Linked DNA regions of Homo sapiens: region 1 is linked to region 2. A link is an interaction called in ENCODE POLR2A ChIA-PET data of the cell type or tissue named here. Cell type or tissue: OCI-LY7. All regions are shown on one strand. Each heading gives the region's core, and the rest is flanking DNA. Links, peaks and the distances in the headings are about the cores only.

Region 1 (9,082 bases), core at 3,600-6,099, 94 kb after region 2:
CTTTTCTCTTTTTGTTACAATTTTCTCATGGATCACATTAGGTCAGGCAGATAATGTGCTTCACACATAGTAAGCAGTCAATACACGTAATTCATTTCTAAGGCACACTCATCGTTTGTGCCTTACAGAATTGAGCTTTCTTACACTTTCTCTAGCCCCAAAATGACTTCTGAAGCTTAAGTTTCTCCTCTTTAATGAGATACTTCATTTGTTTTTATACTGTCCAAAATTGAGTTCGATGGAACAGATTCATATTTATTGATGAATACAAAAGAGACATTGTAAAAATATTTCCATGTTCTTCTTATCATATGACATTTACACTTCAAACAGATTTATGAGCTAGTGCGTGGTTAATTATAGCTATGCAGAGATGGATATGTAAGCGTTGCCTGGGCGGGTTTGTGCTGTCATGGTGGGAGTGACCAGAGCTGGGTGGGGTTATCTGAGAGAGACTTGTTCTTTGCCTACTCATGGAACACTTCTGAGGCTTTAATGAGAAGCTAGATCTAAATGTCAGAAGTGGATCCAAAGTCAAGATAATTCAAGTTACAATGTGACACCCTATTTCAAGGAAGAAGGAATAAGCAAACAAACAACCCAACAAACATCTTAAAGTTTTCAGGACTATTGTGCTTGCCAGTGATGCCACATGTACTGACTTGTCTTGGAAATTAACCATTGTTGATTTTAGCAGCACATTTCTCTACTTTCTCTGATTTCTTGTTTTATCATAATTCAATGGTGTTTTCTTTCTTCTGGGCCTTCTCAGTGCTGTACTTGCAGAGTATTTTATCTTTTGTCTAAATAAGAACACTAAATATTTGGCCCACTGGCTCAGAAGCCAGTTTCTCTAAGCCAAAAATTGTCTCTACTGTCTAATTTTTAAGGCTGTATTTTAAAATGCTTCTTATTCACTAGTGAGAAAATTACAAAATGCACTATTAAAAAAACATGAGGTTTGTGCCACTTAGAGAATGTATTCTATGCACCAAAACACCCATTGTTCATATTTAGAGATGCCCCTAAATATAGATGTACTGAACTACCTACATATAATTCAGATCATGTCAAAGCACAAACCCCTCTCAGTGTGGGGTAGTGTGGGCATTTTGTTATCTACAGCAGCTGTTGCCTCATTTTGAGGGTAAAAAACCTACTCCTGTTTAAATTTATGTTGCATTGAGCAAGTTGTATTGCTTGCGATTATATGTGGCTCAGCTGTGTCACGTGGCGTGACCTGCTATAACCTGCCTTAATGCAGTCCACATGTTGTACTGAATGACACACATTAAAACATTCCACTTCTCCATGGAACTGTGTGAGCAGGTGATTTCTCTAAATGGCAGACACTCGCATGCTTGTATTTTAAACCTCCACCAGTTTAGCTAAAAATATCTTCAAAAGCCCACCCAAAACATTTCCCATGGTTATTTTTGCAAATCGTTGGGTGACTTACAAAGAGCAGGGAGGGATGCATAAGAGGAAGTTTTAAATTATTTACATAATTTGATAGAACGGTGCCTCCTTTAAAAAATCTACTTTGTGGAAGTCACAAAAAAGAACTTTACTTCACATAATCAGAGTCCTAGGGAGGGGACCCAGTCATATGATTATTAGCTTGCTGCTGCTTGGATTCCAGCAAGTTGATGATTATATTTCTCATCAAGCTAAATGTAAAAATAATGAAAAATTACTGTGTCCCAGCAAACAACCCTCATAGGAATGCACACTATTTTTACCAATATTTTTATCCCTCCTGTGTGAGAACAGAGGGCACCATTTGTCCTGAATTCACCTTGAAGTGTTTGGTCATCAGTGATAAAATTTTGTATTGAGCCACTGGTTCATTCGGTGACCAAAGGAACACATTGGTAGCACAATTTGGAGCAGAATTCTTCTTTGTTATTAAGCAAAGTAACCTAAACAAGATCTAACATATATATAGTCCCAGTTTCTCCAGCATCATGCTCTTACCAAGTGAGGCAATTAGCCAGTTGTATGGCATGGAAAAGAGATCTGAGCACCGTGAGCAAGCACAAGTCTGGGAGTTGAGCATACTGCTCAAATCCCAGTTGTAGTTCCAGCATGTAGTAGCTGGGCAACCCGGTGCAAATCACTTAACCTCTCTGAGCTTTCTCCTCTTCTAAAAAATGAAACGATAACATTATGCATACTGTAGGATGGCTGTAAAGAGGAAGTTAGCTAAATTATGTGAAATGCCCTGTAGAATGCTTGATATATAGGAGGCATTCAAAGTGAGTTGCCATTAGCTTTGTTAAGTTCAAATACAGAAAGCTAAAACCAACAACTCCTCTCAAGTAATCTGAGTAAAATAAATCTACACATTTACAAGAGACTCCAAGATCTCCTTTGCTTCTTTTTTTCTAGACATGTTTGAGGCCCCAGTGTATCATTTAAGTCAGTTCTGGGCACTTATTTTCTGAGAAATCTTGTTTTGGGTTTTAGAGCCTTTGTTTCCATTTTCCTTTATTTTTATCTAAAGTATTTGAAAATGTGAAAGACTAGAAGACAAAGTGCTGCAGCAAAGAGAAGAAATAAAGCATTTGCTTACTTGAGACATTAATTTTCACGATGTAACGTATACAGTTTTAGCCTAGTGTTGCCAAGATCTCCAATACTGTTTGGCTCACTGAAGACAAAATACTAGGTTAATTGAGCCTATCAAGAAAGGTAATTATTTCTCAGTAGAGTACCTATTAATGATTAAGTAATTATCATTTGGAAAGTGCATTTGTACCAAGATATGTCCATATTGGGTGGGGCATAGATGTAACACAGCAAAAACACAAATCTGGTGGGTTGGATTTGGTTGATATTTAACATAAAGTTGAATGGGAAAATGGTTACTGTATTGGAAAATTTACTCTTTGCCCCTAAAAAAAAATAAGATATAACTAACTTAACAGTTATGGTTCTTTCCTTCTAGTAAGAGTATAAGAGTAAAGGTGATATGGAATGTTTTTCAGTCATTTCTGAGGCTGTAACTTTATCATTATTACCAACCATTATTTTCTTATGTGCAGATGAAGTTCACATCTTCTCTGCTCTTAGTAGTTTTCTTCTTTTTTCCCTTTGACTTTTGGGGGACTTTTCTCAAGTTAAATATAAGGTTTTTCTGCTTTCTCTCCATATTTACGTTTTCTTTGAGCTGCTTTTTGTTTTTTTGTTTGTTTGTTTGTTTGTTTTTACCTTTTATGTAGTATGTTTTAGAAACAAAATAGTTTACTGCACTTCATCTAATATGACAAAATTGGAACTAAGCAGCTGGCTTGGTAGCTGATTCATAGTAGATATTCAGTAACTTCGTATTGAATGGATGAACGGATGAGAAAATGAAGCAATGAATTAAGGAAAGCAGTATGAAAGAAAAATATGGTTTGTAACGAATGCTGTATGCCATTGTAATTGTTATATTTCTCACAGTTATTGTTATGCTGCTTTTTGAGTTTTTATTGTGACATGTAGCCTTCCATTAATATATGTATTTCCTAGATTAATAATAAACCTGATAAAAGCCTTCACTTAAAAAATTTGAATTTTGCCGGGCATGAGAGCTCACTCCTGTAATCCCAGCACTTTGGGAGGCCGAGGAGAGTGGATCGCTTGAGCCCAGGAGTTCAAGACTAGCCTGGGCAACATGGTAAAACCCTGTCTCTATAAAAAATTAGCTGGCCCAGCACTTTGGGGGGACGAGGTGGGAGGATCACGAGGTCAGGAGTTCGAGACCAGTCTGGCTAACATGGTGAAACCCTGTCTCTACTAAAAGTACAAAAATTAGCTGGATATGGTGGCAGGCGGCTGTAATCCCACCTACATGGGAGGCTGAGGCAGGAAAATTGCTTGAACCCGGGAGGCGGAGGTTGCAGTGAGCCAAGATCACACCTCTGCACTCCAGCCTGGGCAGACAGGGCAAGACTCCATCCTGGGGTGGGGGGGAAGGGGCGGAGAAATTAGCTGGGCATGGTCTTGAATGCCTGTAGTCCCAGCTACCTGGGAGGCTGAGGTGGGAGGATCATCTGAGCCCAGGAGGTCGAGTCTGCAGTGAGCCATGATCGTGCCACTGCATTGCAGATGGAGCAAGACCATATCTCAAAACAAACAAAACAAGAAGGAAAAGGAAAGACAGGATAGTTGGTGAGATGGAAGTGACTGGCCTGAGTTTTACATGTAAACATGTTATTGTACTCCTGGAATGTTATGCACAGGTGGTAGTCTGAGTTTCATAATAGGGAACACTATGATTTTCACTAATAAATCACCTTTACAGAAGCACATGTGTTAAATATATGAGGGTAGGAGGTTGACAGTTTGGTTTGGGAAACTGGCTGTAATTTGAAAAGAGCTTCCTGTTAATGTCTATGTTTTATATAATACATCTACTAGACCTTATCAATGAAGTGGGAGACACAGAGGGGAGAATTGTTTTTGAAGGGGGAAACTTTGGTAAACCTGGCTACAAAAGTGCATGGCTACAATTATAATTTCTTTTTTTCAGAAATGCAATTTAAAATAAATAAGGATAAGCATTCTGTTTATGTATCATCTAGTCTGAGCCCTTTCTTTTACAGGTGAGGAGAGTGAGGTGTAAGGAAGTTCTACTACTTGCCCAAAATAGCACTAATGGTTTATGGCATAAAATGTCAACTGAGGTCTTCTGACTCCCAGTCCAGTGCAACTTTCAGTACATGACATTTCCTCTCAGTTTATTATGAAATAGTCAAATGATAGCATTCTCAATAGCAAGATAGCCTTTGTGCTATACTTATTACTTGTCAACACTGTGAAGAAGGAGGACTGGGAAACTAAAGGAAAACTAAAATAAAAGAATTTATAATGTGACTGAGATTGAAATAATACTCCAGTTAGAAAGCAGTACAAGAAAGGACGTACTCCAAACTAACTTATGTTCACAGAAACCAAATTGTGCAATTCACATTGAGAAAGGAAAGGGCTGGTGGGGAAGTGAGACTTAATGTAGAAAATGGCTTTTGAAGGGACAGTAATGTTTGCATAGTTGGGGAGGAAGAAGGATATCCAATTAGGGGGAAAAACCTGATGTGAAAGTATGTATACTGTAAATGGGCCTATTGCACTGCTGGCTGGGCAGTAGCCAGGGGTTCGGAAAAGGGAAAACAGGTTTTGATGTGTAGAGACAAGTGAGATTGACCTATGTGGTGTGTTGGGAAGATCATAGACTTCAGAGCCAGATACACCTGAGTTTAAAGCTGCATCCATCATTTAACAATTTGGCAACTTTGCACAAGTTACTAAACACTCTGAGCTTTGGTTTCCTCTTCTGTATAATGAACATTATACCCACAGAGCTGTGTCAAGATAACATATAAAGTGTTCAGAGGGCCTCCCGCATAATAGGGGCACAGTAAACATGCCTCTTTACCTTCTCCCTTCCATTGGTTTCTCTCTAATGCATGGCATACAGTTCTAAGAAATATATATCAAATATGAAGTATATATTGAATAATATATATGAGATATATTAACAAATATATGTCAACTATATAAGATGAGACAATCACTATATTGGTTCTGGGACTATTACAGAAACAGTGCAGAGAACTGTCCAAGATCAGAAGTATATTCTGTAGCAGCACTAAAGAGTGAGAATGACTGGGCCATCTAGCTAGAAGTATACAAGCTTCACCAAGTTAATTTTTGGTCCAAAGAACTAGACTAAGTGTTGTGGAGAGAGATGTTTGATTGATCTTTTATTTTAGCCAAAAATCATTTGCAGAGCATGACACAAGTACTTAGCCAAGATCTATCTGCAGAGCATGCCATAAGTACTACATTATGTATCCAGAAGGTGAAATTTAATGATTCCAAGTACATGGATTACTTTTATAGAATAGTCAGCTTTATGAGCACTTAACGTCTATGAAGTATATGTATGAGTATTCTGTGGTTGATATGCTAATTCTTGCTTCTTGCTAATTGGAAAAGTGTGCATAAGGACATATGAATTGTGGGAAGGGTCCTATTTACTCTCAAACTTTAAGGAACTTGTATAGAAAAACACTGATTCAATTCAAATGGATTATGGTAATGGGAACAGTTTTGGGTGAATTTTAGGTTTTCCATAATTCCACAAATTAGCCCAGTCTCTCTTTTTTGGCTGATCAATATCAGTCTGTATTTTATTGTCGACGGCAATTCTGTGGGGACAATCACTGCAAATACGCATTGGTCACATCATACATAATTATAGGACAGTTTAAAGATTTTAAATGACACCTGTGGCTTGTTCATATATATAAAACAGTTTTCCCATGGATCTTGAAAATAGTAGGTTTTAGGTACTTTCACTCATTCTCATCCACGGCTGTGAACCTAGGATTTTTTATAAACCAGGGGCTATTATGGAATCCTCCCCCTATTTGGAATAATGAAAATATTTGAACGAATGTCATCAAATATGTATCAATGCAATTCTGCCAAACTGACTTCTTATATCAAAAGGCCTACATTTAACAAAGGTATAAATGCAACTTACTTAAAAAATATGAGAATTAAGCATTGTAAGAAAAGTAAATTAAAACAAGTAAGAATAATTTCAGTTTAGAAAACCTTAACATGGCGAGTTTCTTTTGTCCCTATTATTCAGTTTTCCCAACATTTTCTGTAACACATGAGTCCCTGAGGGTGAGGCATACCTGTCTGGAGTTCTTTTGGCTCTGTTCTGTGTATACATATTCCATACTTTCCAGAAGTTACAATGTGATTCTGTGTTTGATAATCTGGTATAATAGGCATTGTTGTGGTAAAGAGCTTTCCCTTTATGGAAAGTAATGAGACCACATTTGTTCCTTTTTCACTTTTTCATTTCGACGATGTAAATGCAGGTGGTGCCTGGTGTTCTTGGGGCCATCTCCCTCTGGCTTTATATGTCGAAGAAGTCATATCGGATTTCAGTGTCAACTTTTCAATTTTATTCAAATATTTTGACATTCAGGCACATGGCAGACATATCTTGTCTTTGCAGAGGTTGTTTTTTAAAATAGGGAAGAGGTGAACTGATGAGAAAAAGTGTAAAGAAAAAACAGTTAATAGATGCACTATTGAAATTTATAATTTTTTTCTTTTAAGATTGTGCATGGTGATAATTCCTGATCATGAGGCAGAGAAGAAGTTTACCATTTTTTTTGATGCATACACTTTTTTTTTGCTCAGTAGTGTTTTTAAGATACACATTTTTCATGTTTTTTTCTTTTTCTCAAAACCCTCTGTATATATTTTCTCTTCGCTTTCTAATATATTTTCTACCAGACACCATATGGTTACTTCCCAGACTGTGGGCTTCACAATTTTATTTAGTTTACCTTTACTGCAAAATCATTATAATTAAGAAAAAAAAAAAAACTTAGGGATTTCCTGTGTCCCAGTAAAAGAAGGATCAGCTAGGCTGTGCTGTTTAGCAAAAACCTTCACAGTTCTCATGTCTTAAATTACAAGGTTGGCTGGGCGTGGTGACTCATGCTTGTAATCCCAGCACTTTGGGAGGCCGAGGCAGACAGATCACGAGGTTAGGAGTTCGAGAGTAGCCTGGTCAACATGGTGCAACCCTGTCTCTACTAAAAATACAAAAATTAGCTGGGCGTGGTGGCGTGCCTGTAGTCCCAGCTACTCGGAGGCTGAGGCAGAAGAATCGCTTGAACCCGGGAGGCGGAGGTTGCAGTGAGCTGAGATCATGCCACTGCACTCCAGCCTGGGCGACAGAGCGAGACTCTGTCTCAAAAAAGAAAAAGAAAAAGAAAAACAAAAACAAAAAACAAGGTTTTGTTGTCACTTATGCTCCTTGCCAGTCATAGATCAGCAGAGGTGTTCTGCTCATTGTAATCACTCAGGATCCCATACTCATCCTGAACATTTTCAGGCTTCCTACAAGAGGAAAAAAGAGAATTCTGAGAGGTTCTGAACTAGAAATTATATGGTCCACCCTATAAGTGGCACAGCTCATATTTACAACACATTACACAGAACTACTCACATATTCCTGTATAACTCAGGAGATCCAGGAAGTACAGTTCTGCCATGTGCTTGGATCGGGGTGGGCTGGAACTGCATGAAGTGCTATAGCAGGGAGATTGCTGTGGTACCTTGATGCTACTTAGAGGTCCTGAGTCTCAGATGGAAGCCTAGCGAGAGTCTTGGCTTTGTTCGGCAGCTGTGAAGATGACTGGCATCCGATAGAGTCTACCCTATAGCCAGTGAAGCTCCACCATGCCTTGCACTTGTGGTTTGGACTCCAAGCATGCAGTAGTGTTTTGGCTCCATTCTAAGAGTGGAGATAGCATCACCTAATGATGTTAAATACAGGCTTTTGAGCTAGAGAGTCCTGGATTTGAAGCCTCAAATCTACCATTTACTGTCCAAGTCTTCTTTGGAGGGTTATCTAATTCTCTGAATATTAATTTCTTCATCTTTAAATTGGGGATAATTAGAATATCAATAAATATCATGTTTATTGTTCACTCCTTTCTCCATATTGACAAAAGTGTAAGCTTTATGAAGACAGGGATTTTTGTCTATTTTTGCCACTGATTAATTGCTAAGTTGTTAGAACATTGCCTAATACATAAAAGGTACTTAATTTTTGTTGAATAAATAAATAAAAGCAGAGGGCTTTTATGAGCATCAAATGAGGTCATATATCTGAAATCCATTACAGTGACTGGTACATATTTAGGGATCAATAGATAGTAGCTATTAGTTTTTACAATTCTGGAAGAAAATGAAGAGATAGGTTGAGGTTTGCAGATAATAGGAGAAATCTTTCCTAGGTCTGTTTATAGCAACATATATTGCAGGGAAAAGCCAAAGTTAAGTAAACTGTGTGGTGTGTTTGGAGGTCCAATTTGATTTCAAATTCAAGAAATATATTTGTATCCTAGAGAACTTCCAGAAATCTTGGACATTCTTGTGACTGGCATTGTTTTGCAACTGTCCGGCATAATTTGTTGTTTTTCTTGCTGTCAGGACAAACTGCAACAGAGTCACATCGAGTTGAGACTTCTCCAAGGGCCATGGGGTTGACATCTGT
Region 2 (9,082 bases), core at 3,505-6,004:
TTATTCATAAACCTATAGAAACACGTATGTTTTTTATTATTTATTGTGGTCGTGAACTCTGTTTTTCTCCACATGTAAGAAAGCAGGGATAGTGTCTTCATATTTAAAAAATGTGTGCAAAACACACGGCATAGTGTGCCGCATCCACGCTTTTTCCAATAAATGTTAATTGATGTTGATGAGAGAGCACATGTCACTAACAAGAACCTCCTGCCTAACTCTGGGTTTCAGAGGCCTGAAGATTCTTGTGAGCTGGAATGATGCCCTATTGTTGCAATTCCTTATGTTTAGGATAAATGAAGAGATAGTTTCCCTCTTTAAAAGCAGTTTCATTGGTCAATTTAGCATGATATGTGCATTGCTTGTATTGATTGCTCAAGAGTTACTCAATTCAGAAAATTAAAAATATACACCCTATAGTATACAGTATATACTACATAGATGCTGTGTATACTAAAGATACTGGGTATCCGTAGTATGTAGTATATGTAGTATACACAGTATCTATGTAGTATACACTATGTAGTATATACTACATATACACAGTGTCTATGTACGGTATACACACACTACACACACTACATAGATGCATATTGGGCAATATGGAATTTTAAAACAAGAAACAAAAAGATAGTATTTCTACTTTGAGGAAAACCAACATATTTGTGTAAAAGAAATAAAACTCTTTAAAATTAGCTGTTTTAGATTTGACATTTATTCATCAATAAATATTTACAAAATATCTACCAAATACAGAGATGAAGAAGGCACCATGATGCCCTCCGAGAGCTGTTAATGTAATGGGTTTAAGACAACCACAATAGAATGAAGAACTTTATTTTTCACAAGACAGCCAAAGAATGCTGAAATGAAAATGACAAAAACATCTAACGTTGAAGAGTCCTTCTTACGGGCCAGGTGATATATGGTCTATTTTAGGTGTGTTGCCTCCCGTAATTTGCACAATGACTTCATAAGGCAGGTACTCTTACTTCCTCTGCCTTGTTTCAACCTGGCCTTCCCAGATGAAGCAACCAGGAGCGATAAGTTGTAGTAAGTTGCTGGAGGGCACACAGCTAGCACATGGCAGTGGCGGGCATGTGAATGGGGGCAGTATGACCGTACAGCTGAAGATGCCAACCATTATACTCCACTGCCTCCTAGGGGGTGGGGAAGGAGAAATCATGTTTGATTGGGGAGCGGTCAAAAATGGTTTCTTTTCTTTTTCTTTTCTTCTTCTTCTTCTTTTTTTTTTTTTTTAGACAGAGTTTTGCTCTTGTTGCCCAGGCTAGAGTACACTGGCGCGATCTCGGTTCACTGCAACCTCCGACTCCCGGGTTCAAGCGATTCTCTTGCCTCTGCCTCCTGAGTAGCTGAAATTACAGGCGCCCGCCACCATGCCCGGCTAATTTTTTGTATTTTTAGTAGAGATGGGGTTTCACCATGTTGACCAGGCTGGTTCGAACTCCTGACCTCAGGAGATCTGCCCACCTCGACCTCCAAAAGTGCTAGGATTACAGGCCTGAGCCACCATGCCCGGCCATAAATGGTTTCTTGAGAAGGGGACGTTTCATTCTGGGTCTTAAAGGATTGACAGGAACTTGTGGCAGGTAGAGCTATTGGGAGAGAATGCCAGTTTGGTTGTGCAGGGGCCGAGCTCAGGACTGGGTAAACAGACCTCAGTGGGGCACCGGATATATGCAAGGGGTGCAGTTGGGAGGTGGGGCAGTTAGGGCTGAAAAAGGGAGGGAGGTGCAGGAATTTGGTCTAAATTCAGTAGAAGCAGAATATAAAATAGAGTAAAAGATGTGTAATAAAAAAAAACCTGAAAGATGGATATTAACGAGAACAATCACTATGCAGAGAGTTTCAATTGACAGACTTCTTAGATAAACTGGATTTTGCCGGGCGCGGTGGCTCAAGCCTGGAATCCCAGCACTTTGGGAGGCCGAGGCGGGCGGATCACGAGCTCAGGAAATCGAGACCGTCCTGGCTAACACAGTGAAACCCCGTCTGTACTAAAAATACAAAAAATTAGCCGGGCCTGGTGGCGGGCGCCTATAGTCCCAGCTGCTCAGGAGGCTGAGGCAGAAGAATGGCGTGAACCCGGGAGGCGGAGCTTGCAGTAAGCCGAGATAGTGCCACTGCAGTCCAGCCTGGGCGACAGAGTGAGACTCCGTCTCAAAAAAAAAAAATAAAATAAAAAAATAAACTGGATTTTGAGCTAGGGTTTGAAGTTTATGGGAATGGAATTGAAAAGCACGCAAGCAACCCAGAACACTGTGATTTACACAGGAGACAAGAACATAAGAAAATTGAGGAGCGCTGAAAAAAGGCCATTTTTCATGAGTTCAAGGACTTCTGAGGGATTAGGTGGAATAAGTGAATTTCTAATCCCAGGAGGCTTCTATTCCTCCTAGTCATCTCCATCTCAGCTAATGGCCCACCATCCTCTCAATGTCCAGCTCAAAAACATGACGGTTTTTTTTTATCCCTTTTTCCATCTCATTCTAAAAGATAGCCTGAATCTTCCCTGCTTCAATTCTTCATTAGATCCCCAGCAAGCAGACACTTTGCTATTTGAAAGCCTCAGTCAGATCAAGTTGCTTAATATTCCCCCAAAGGCTGCCCATTGCATTTGGAATAAATTCCAACCTGCAAGTCCCTCAAATTCCCAGCCTAACCTCATTTGGCATTTTCATTATGCATCAGCCTTCCCGCCTCCTTTCTTTTCCGTGGACTCACCAAGCTCATTGTCACCTAAGAGCATTTTTACTAATTTTTTTTGGTCCCTCTCTTCCAATAAAAAATCAGCTGAAATATCCCAGCTTTAGAGAGCCCTTCCCTGGACTAGCAGCCTAAAGCGTTGTGCCCATGAGTATTTTCTCCTCTCATTTGTGAAGAAGCAGGTCACTGTCTTTATATTTATTTTTCAAATCAATCTTTACTCCTCTATCCAATTATATTTCCTTTATAGTTCTTGTACTTTTTTGAAATTATTTTAAAACAATATTATTTGTTATCTTGCTATCTCTCTCTGGGAGAATTTCAGCTCTAGACATTCGGCCTAGAAATTCAGGACTTGCTTTATCTTATCCAGTGCTACAAACTCAGTGATCAGCAAAGTGCTTTGAACATAGTTGGTGCTCAATAAATACCTGTTAAATGGATGAAGATGAATGAAAAGAATGAGGGTGAGGATGGCTTGAGGAATGGGTAGAAGCTTGCATTTTATCTAATACATGACAGAGATTGTAGAATAAATTGGCTATGTTTTTCTACACTCTGTTTCAATAGTCAACTAAGTTGCTTTCTTCTTGCATACCAGCTTATTGATGGTGGGTAGGTGGACTAAAAGCCTTTTGTGTTGCAGGGGGAAAACAAGCCTGAGGTTTAAAGGAAAAAAATGGTCTTAGTGAATCCGCAGGGTGGGTGAGAGCTCAGCCAATATGCTCTTTGGAATCCAGACAATTCAGTGACAGTAACACTAGCGTACAAGTGCTGGGGAGGTCAGATGAGTTGAGTTTGTGACATGTGCAATCACTCTGGATGTGTTTGATTTTCCTACGGTATTTCATGGTGACTTTTAAATTTGAAAGGGAAATGACCTTGTTTCCAGTTCCTTTCCTAGCCAGTATTGCTCCTTCAACAAATTTTGGTATGTTTTATAAGTAGAGTTCTCGAGTATCTTAACAGATGGAGTTTACAAGTTTATTTTCTAGTAGAAATGGTGATTTCAAGACAAGGAAGAAGTTGTAGGAGCTATTTATTTTTACTTTGTAAAAGGAATACCTTCCTGGCAAATATACAAGTCAATAAGCAAGCAGACCCAACAGCTTTCTTGGAAGGAGCCAGCCACTGTAGGTATGGGAGAATTCCTTTGGCTAGCCTTAGCTTCCCTGTGCTTCTCTTGCACTTGTGTTGGCATAGTTGGTGGATGTTATTACTAGCGGTGTGTCCTACACGCCATTCATTCATGGAATATGGCCCTGGGAGAGGAATCTTAATGTGAAAATAAAATTGTCATTGTTTTTCATTGGCTTAGGGGACATCTCACATAATGGAAGCACATCCCTAAATAGAAAGACCTCAATTCAGGAAAAAAAAAAAAATACAAAGAAAAGGTGAGGAGAGAGAGATGTTCTCAGTGCAATCAGCCGGAACTGAAAAATTAAGATTTTGTTTTGTGCAATGCTAGTTGCCTTGCCAGTCTCAAGCTGGCACTGTGGGCTTGCTGGAGCTGCTGAGCCTGAACTGAGGAAAGGAGACAGTTTGCTTCGGGTTTATTACCCAGCCTCACCATGCGTATCAATATGTTTTTGATTTTGTATTTCAAAAATAAGGTGAATGATCTCGAAAGGAAATCATTGCAGGCGATTTTATTTTTTGCTTTTTCTAATGGACAATTAAAAAGCAATCCTGGTCCTATTCCAGAGATTTTCTCATTTCTCAGTACAACTGTAATTTAGGCACACTGAATAGTGTAATGGTGTTATTAGATATTATCGTGTTTATTTTATTCATGAAAATATGTGACACACCTTATTTGTATTCTCCTCCAGGAAATGTCCTGGAATGGGTTTTGTCCTAGTTCCTTTTTGTGCCTGTCATAAGGTGTATGTTAGAGTTTCAGTTCCTAAAAATAAAATAGAATTTCTTTCTTTCTTTCTTTTTTTTTTTTTTTGGAGAGCATAATGATTTTGAGCTTCGAGGAGTTTCAATAGACTATTGTTGTTTGTTTTCTTACAAGGATCCAGCCCACCAAGTCGCACTATGACACACTTCCTATGTCCATGGCAGATATTTATATTTATATTTCAAATTAAAACAAGTATAATTTTCTTCTGAAATTTTTTTGGAATTTTGTTTTTCGTGATCTGTAAGGTAATTGGAGATACCCCAGGCTGTCACAAAACCAGAGCTGGGAATCACTGCTTTAGTGATTAGCACTTTGTAAGCTTTCAAAAAATATTAAAACCAGGATAGGTTGTCTAATTTCTAATGGGTGGATTCACTTTAGTATAATGTAATGTGTTAACAAATGCTCAGAGAGGAGGTTGTGGATCCAGAAAGATGGCTTTTGCAGAAGGCTTTTATCCAAATTAATTCAAAAAATAACAGGAACAGTTGTGTATTGAGGCAGAAGGAATAAGGTGACTCAATTAAATGACAGAGAAATCTCCAGGAAAAAAAACTGTCTTAAGTCAACCCAACCCTAACAGTACAATTTTCATCACTGGAGTCAATAATCCTGTAATAAATGCATAATAACTTTTAAAAAAGGATTCTTTTATTAAGTACTTTTGTATGGTTGGCTATGAACCAAATATTGAAACCAAATATTGCTTTTCTTTACTTTAAAATTGATAAAGCTATCTTCTATGTCTCTAAAGAGAATCTTAAGTGAGAAAGATAAAAAAAGTAATTTGCAAATAAATTCACCTGCTGCATTTGTGCCTGAAGCATCCTATATTTACCTAATTCATTTTTGGCCCTTGCTTAGCTCTAGCCATGGCGACACACTGAGAAATTAATGCCAAGTCCTCCCGGCTTTCTGGAACATTTGCACAGGCAGCAGTGAATAAGCATGGGTACAGAAGCCTTAAGGTTTGGGTCCTACTCAGGAGGGGTCTTCAGAGCTGGTCTTCAGCAGTTTCTGAAGAACCATTGTGCAGTCTGGCTAATTGGTACTGTTAGCCTGTTGCCATTTAGGGAAAGCAATTTGGTCCCTGCCCACATTTAGAGTTGGGCTCAACACACTGGTAGTCCTGGATTGAGAGAGCTCAGAATCTGTCAAGTTGATACTAAAACCTAAATCTGCTTTGTGGGTTTCTGAGACAGATTTTGGAAATTTTTGTGGTGATCATGGATATGCAATTCACAGATCTACTACTGTATACAGAGTTTGAAAAGAAAGTCGAGTAAATTAACAGGTAGACTGAGAGAAGTTATGTTATCCTGAAAACACTTCTGTTTTCTAGTTTGAGCATCTTTTAGTAGGGATGTCTGGTTTGGGTTTCATGAGTTTTTTGCCTGGTGGTCTGCAGGGTAATTTACATTCCAAAAGATAGGCTAGGCTGTCTTCCTCCTGCTCCTGAAAGCTCTGGAAGGTGTTCTCATACCTTCCACATAGTTGTTTCCACAGCCTGTTTTGGGAAGATAATCCTCTATCACTTGATCAGTACAGGTAGCATCTACCTAATACTCCAGTGGTTTTGATTATATTTTTACTATAACTTTTTCCAAGGAATAAAATCGTCTACTGTCTTTAAAAGAGGATATTTAATATTATTTGGAAAACAGTCTCTTTCCTTGTTAACTTTTCCTCATCTTTACCATCTAGATTTGCAGGTACAAACACAAGTGAAGAACCACTTCATACCAGCGGTGATGCTGTGGTCCTGAAGGTGCCAGCTCCTGTATACTTCCCCCTCATTTATTTTTTTTCTTAAAATTAAATTTTCATTTATGTAGTTTACTTCTTAGCTCTCTGCTATTTTTATATTATATCTCACAATTTAGGATTTGCTTGGAATGTAAAATACATTTCAAGCTTGAGGAAGAACAAGACTAGATAAATTCATAACAATTAGCCCTTCTTTTCTTTTCCAGAATGATTGAGAAGGGGAGGAATTGATCCCATTCTACTTGGGGGCAATTAGGCTTTCAGTCTGTGGCTCAGTTCACAAGCATCTGATGCCAGTGGTGCCAAGGTCAAGGGTTTGATCCTCATGTGGGTCAGTTTGCTGCGTGTTTTCTCAACAGATTGTGTGGAAAGTGTGCAGTCACTGGGAAATGCCGGTCATTAAGGGGACTGGTGAACAGATGGGTGGTAGGTGAAAATCTAGCCTCACTCCTGGAAAAACAAAGCCCGTGCCATACTGTCTTTTTTTTTTGTTTTTTTCATCTGGACAGAATGCACCACTTAAAATGTGAGCTTGTTACTCAACCTTCCTTCATCTCTGTTTCCTCATCTGTAGAACGGAGATAAGATTTGCTCCCTTTCTACCTCACCAGGATCTGTGAAGATTAGATAATGGCTGTAAAGTCCTTATACAAAGGTACATACATTACCATAAACAAAGAGATTAGCTGACAAATAAAAAAGAAAATATTGAAAGGACCCCCCAAAGTGTATTGCCTAATACTTTTGCATTAGTATCAGTAGTTTGCAGTGCAATCCATTTGGAGTTTGGTTTGGCTGAAAAAAGTTAGGTGTGAGTTGTATAACCTCTCTATTAGTAAGGATAAAAAAATGGTTTGATAGTGAACATTTGTATTAATAAAAACAAAGTGGGCTTTGAATCTGAAACAGGTTTCATTTGAAAAGGAGGTGAAGGCAAAGGTCTCTAGGAACATATGTGCCACTGAGCAATATTTGCATATATTTGATCTGCAAGCACGCTTCAGTGATTTTCACAGTATACCTTGGAGTTTAGGTTGTAGCAAAGAGCCGTTACCATTGCTCAGCAGCACGATCTACTCTCTCCAGCTTTATTATGGCATACAGCGACAACTTCATTTTTAGTGTTAAAAAAAATCCTCTTCACTTAATTCAGACAGTGACCTGCAGGCCTCATTCTGACTGAAGGAGCCATTCAGAATACTTCCAGACAAAAGCAGGGCTTTTTCCTAGCAACCAGATCAAAGCCAAATCTCCCAGAATAGCTCCCTCCCAGGTTTCCTTTGGCGCATAGGTTCACAAGGATTGTAAGGCTCGTGGTATCCAGTTCAAACTTCTCTTTCACACTGCAATGGAAAGGAAAACTCCTGAGGAATTTTCACAGACTCTGAAAGCTGGCGAGCCTTGCAAAGAGCACTTAATCCTGGGAGAACATGGTGGTCATTGGGAGCATCCCTAACTTTGTTATCGCCTGCATCTGCATGTACATTCTGTCGGACTCTCAGAGAATGAGGTCTCTGTTTCCTTTCTGCCAGTACCTAATATCAGCTATGCCCAGGAGCCGGCTGATGAAGACTTCCTGTTTGTTTTGAGTCACTGTTAGAGTGATAAATATACTTTAGCTTTCTGCTTCGAGAGGAAAGAAACCAGCTGCCCTGAACTGAAGAGAAAAATGCAGAAATTCCACTGAATGGCCCTGTTATCATGGAGTTTCAAGGGCAGCATAAAAATGAAAACTATAAGCCTGGGCAAAATGAATAATTTCCATATTAAAGCATTTTGCTGCATGCATAGACCTAAGTTGTTTGTCTTTAATCATTTAGGCGAACCATGCATTTTTCACTCTTCTAAGACTAACTCAGCGTTTAGAAATTTTTAAAAAATGTAAACTTACACTACAGAGTAATGGTAAGTTATATAAATAAACAATTACAGTTGTGGTTTTTTGATCTGACCACAAGCTTTTAATGCCACTTTTTTTTTTTGCATGAACATATAATGCTTCTGGATAAACAATAATGTTTACATTGTCAGGGCATCTACTGTTGTATTGAGTCATTTACATACATGATTATTTGGATATAGAGTAACCCAAGAACAAAAGAATATTATAAAATTATTTAAAACCAGAATGACAGGAAATCCTTTACAGCTTAAATAGCACTTCTTAAATGAACTCATAGACTTTCTAAGTTGTGTTTATATCTCATTTTTGTCCTTTTATTTTGAATAAAATAAAAGGATGTTGGATTTGATGACCAGTGTCCTTTGAGTGGAAATTACTATGTTAACTCTGACCTGGAAGACAGTGAATTTAGAATGCTTGTTAATGTGAATGTCGTGATCACTGCATTCGGCGGGCTTTTCTTTTTTAGGCTTGGTATAGACTTGACTTCTAGAAGTTGCGAGTTGGAAAACATGGCAACAATTTGCATGTGCTTGGAGTGGGTATGAGTTGCTTATTTCCTCCCAGTAGGTATGGTCTCATTAAAACTATTTCTAATAGTAGAAGATGAGTAATTTGCTAATAATCTATGATAAATCTTTCTGTCCAGGATAAAAGAAATGTTTAATTAGGAAATTCAAAATAAAATTAGCATTAACACTTTCATGCTGTCAAATTAGTGATGTAGACAGGGAGGCAGGATGGTGTGCATCGGCCTTATGTCAATGTATCTG

Evidence for each region. Peaks named below come from ENCODE experiments on the same cell type or tissue, not always from the same donor. Only the 100,000 strongest peaks of a DNase experiment are listed, where the experiment ranks them.
Region 1: POLR2A ChIA-PET joins it to region 2 with 5 read pairs; 2 of 35 experiments call an interaction of 5 or more read pairs at or near these places.

Annotation. Positions count from the first base shown.
Region 1 is chr2:144,682,021-144,691,102 of GRCh38, forward strand. The region is part of intron 1 of TEX41 (testis expressed 41); the gene reads left to right. Among named protein-coding and RNA genes, the nearest start is that of TEX41, 19 kb to the left of the region's middle. In OCI-LY7, for the core only: no CTCF peak of the experiment used is centred there; a DNase peak (open chromatin) is centred at 5,001; H3K4me3 peaks cover 304 bases; H3K27ac peaks cover 1,023 bases.
Region 2 is chr2:144,588,463-144,597,544 of GRCh38, forward strand. No RefSeq gene overlaps it. Among named protein-coding and RNA genes, the nearest start is that of LINC02993, 69 kb to the left of the region's middle. In OCI-LY7, for the core only: no CTCF peak of the experiment used is centred there; no DNase peak of the experiment used is centred there.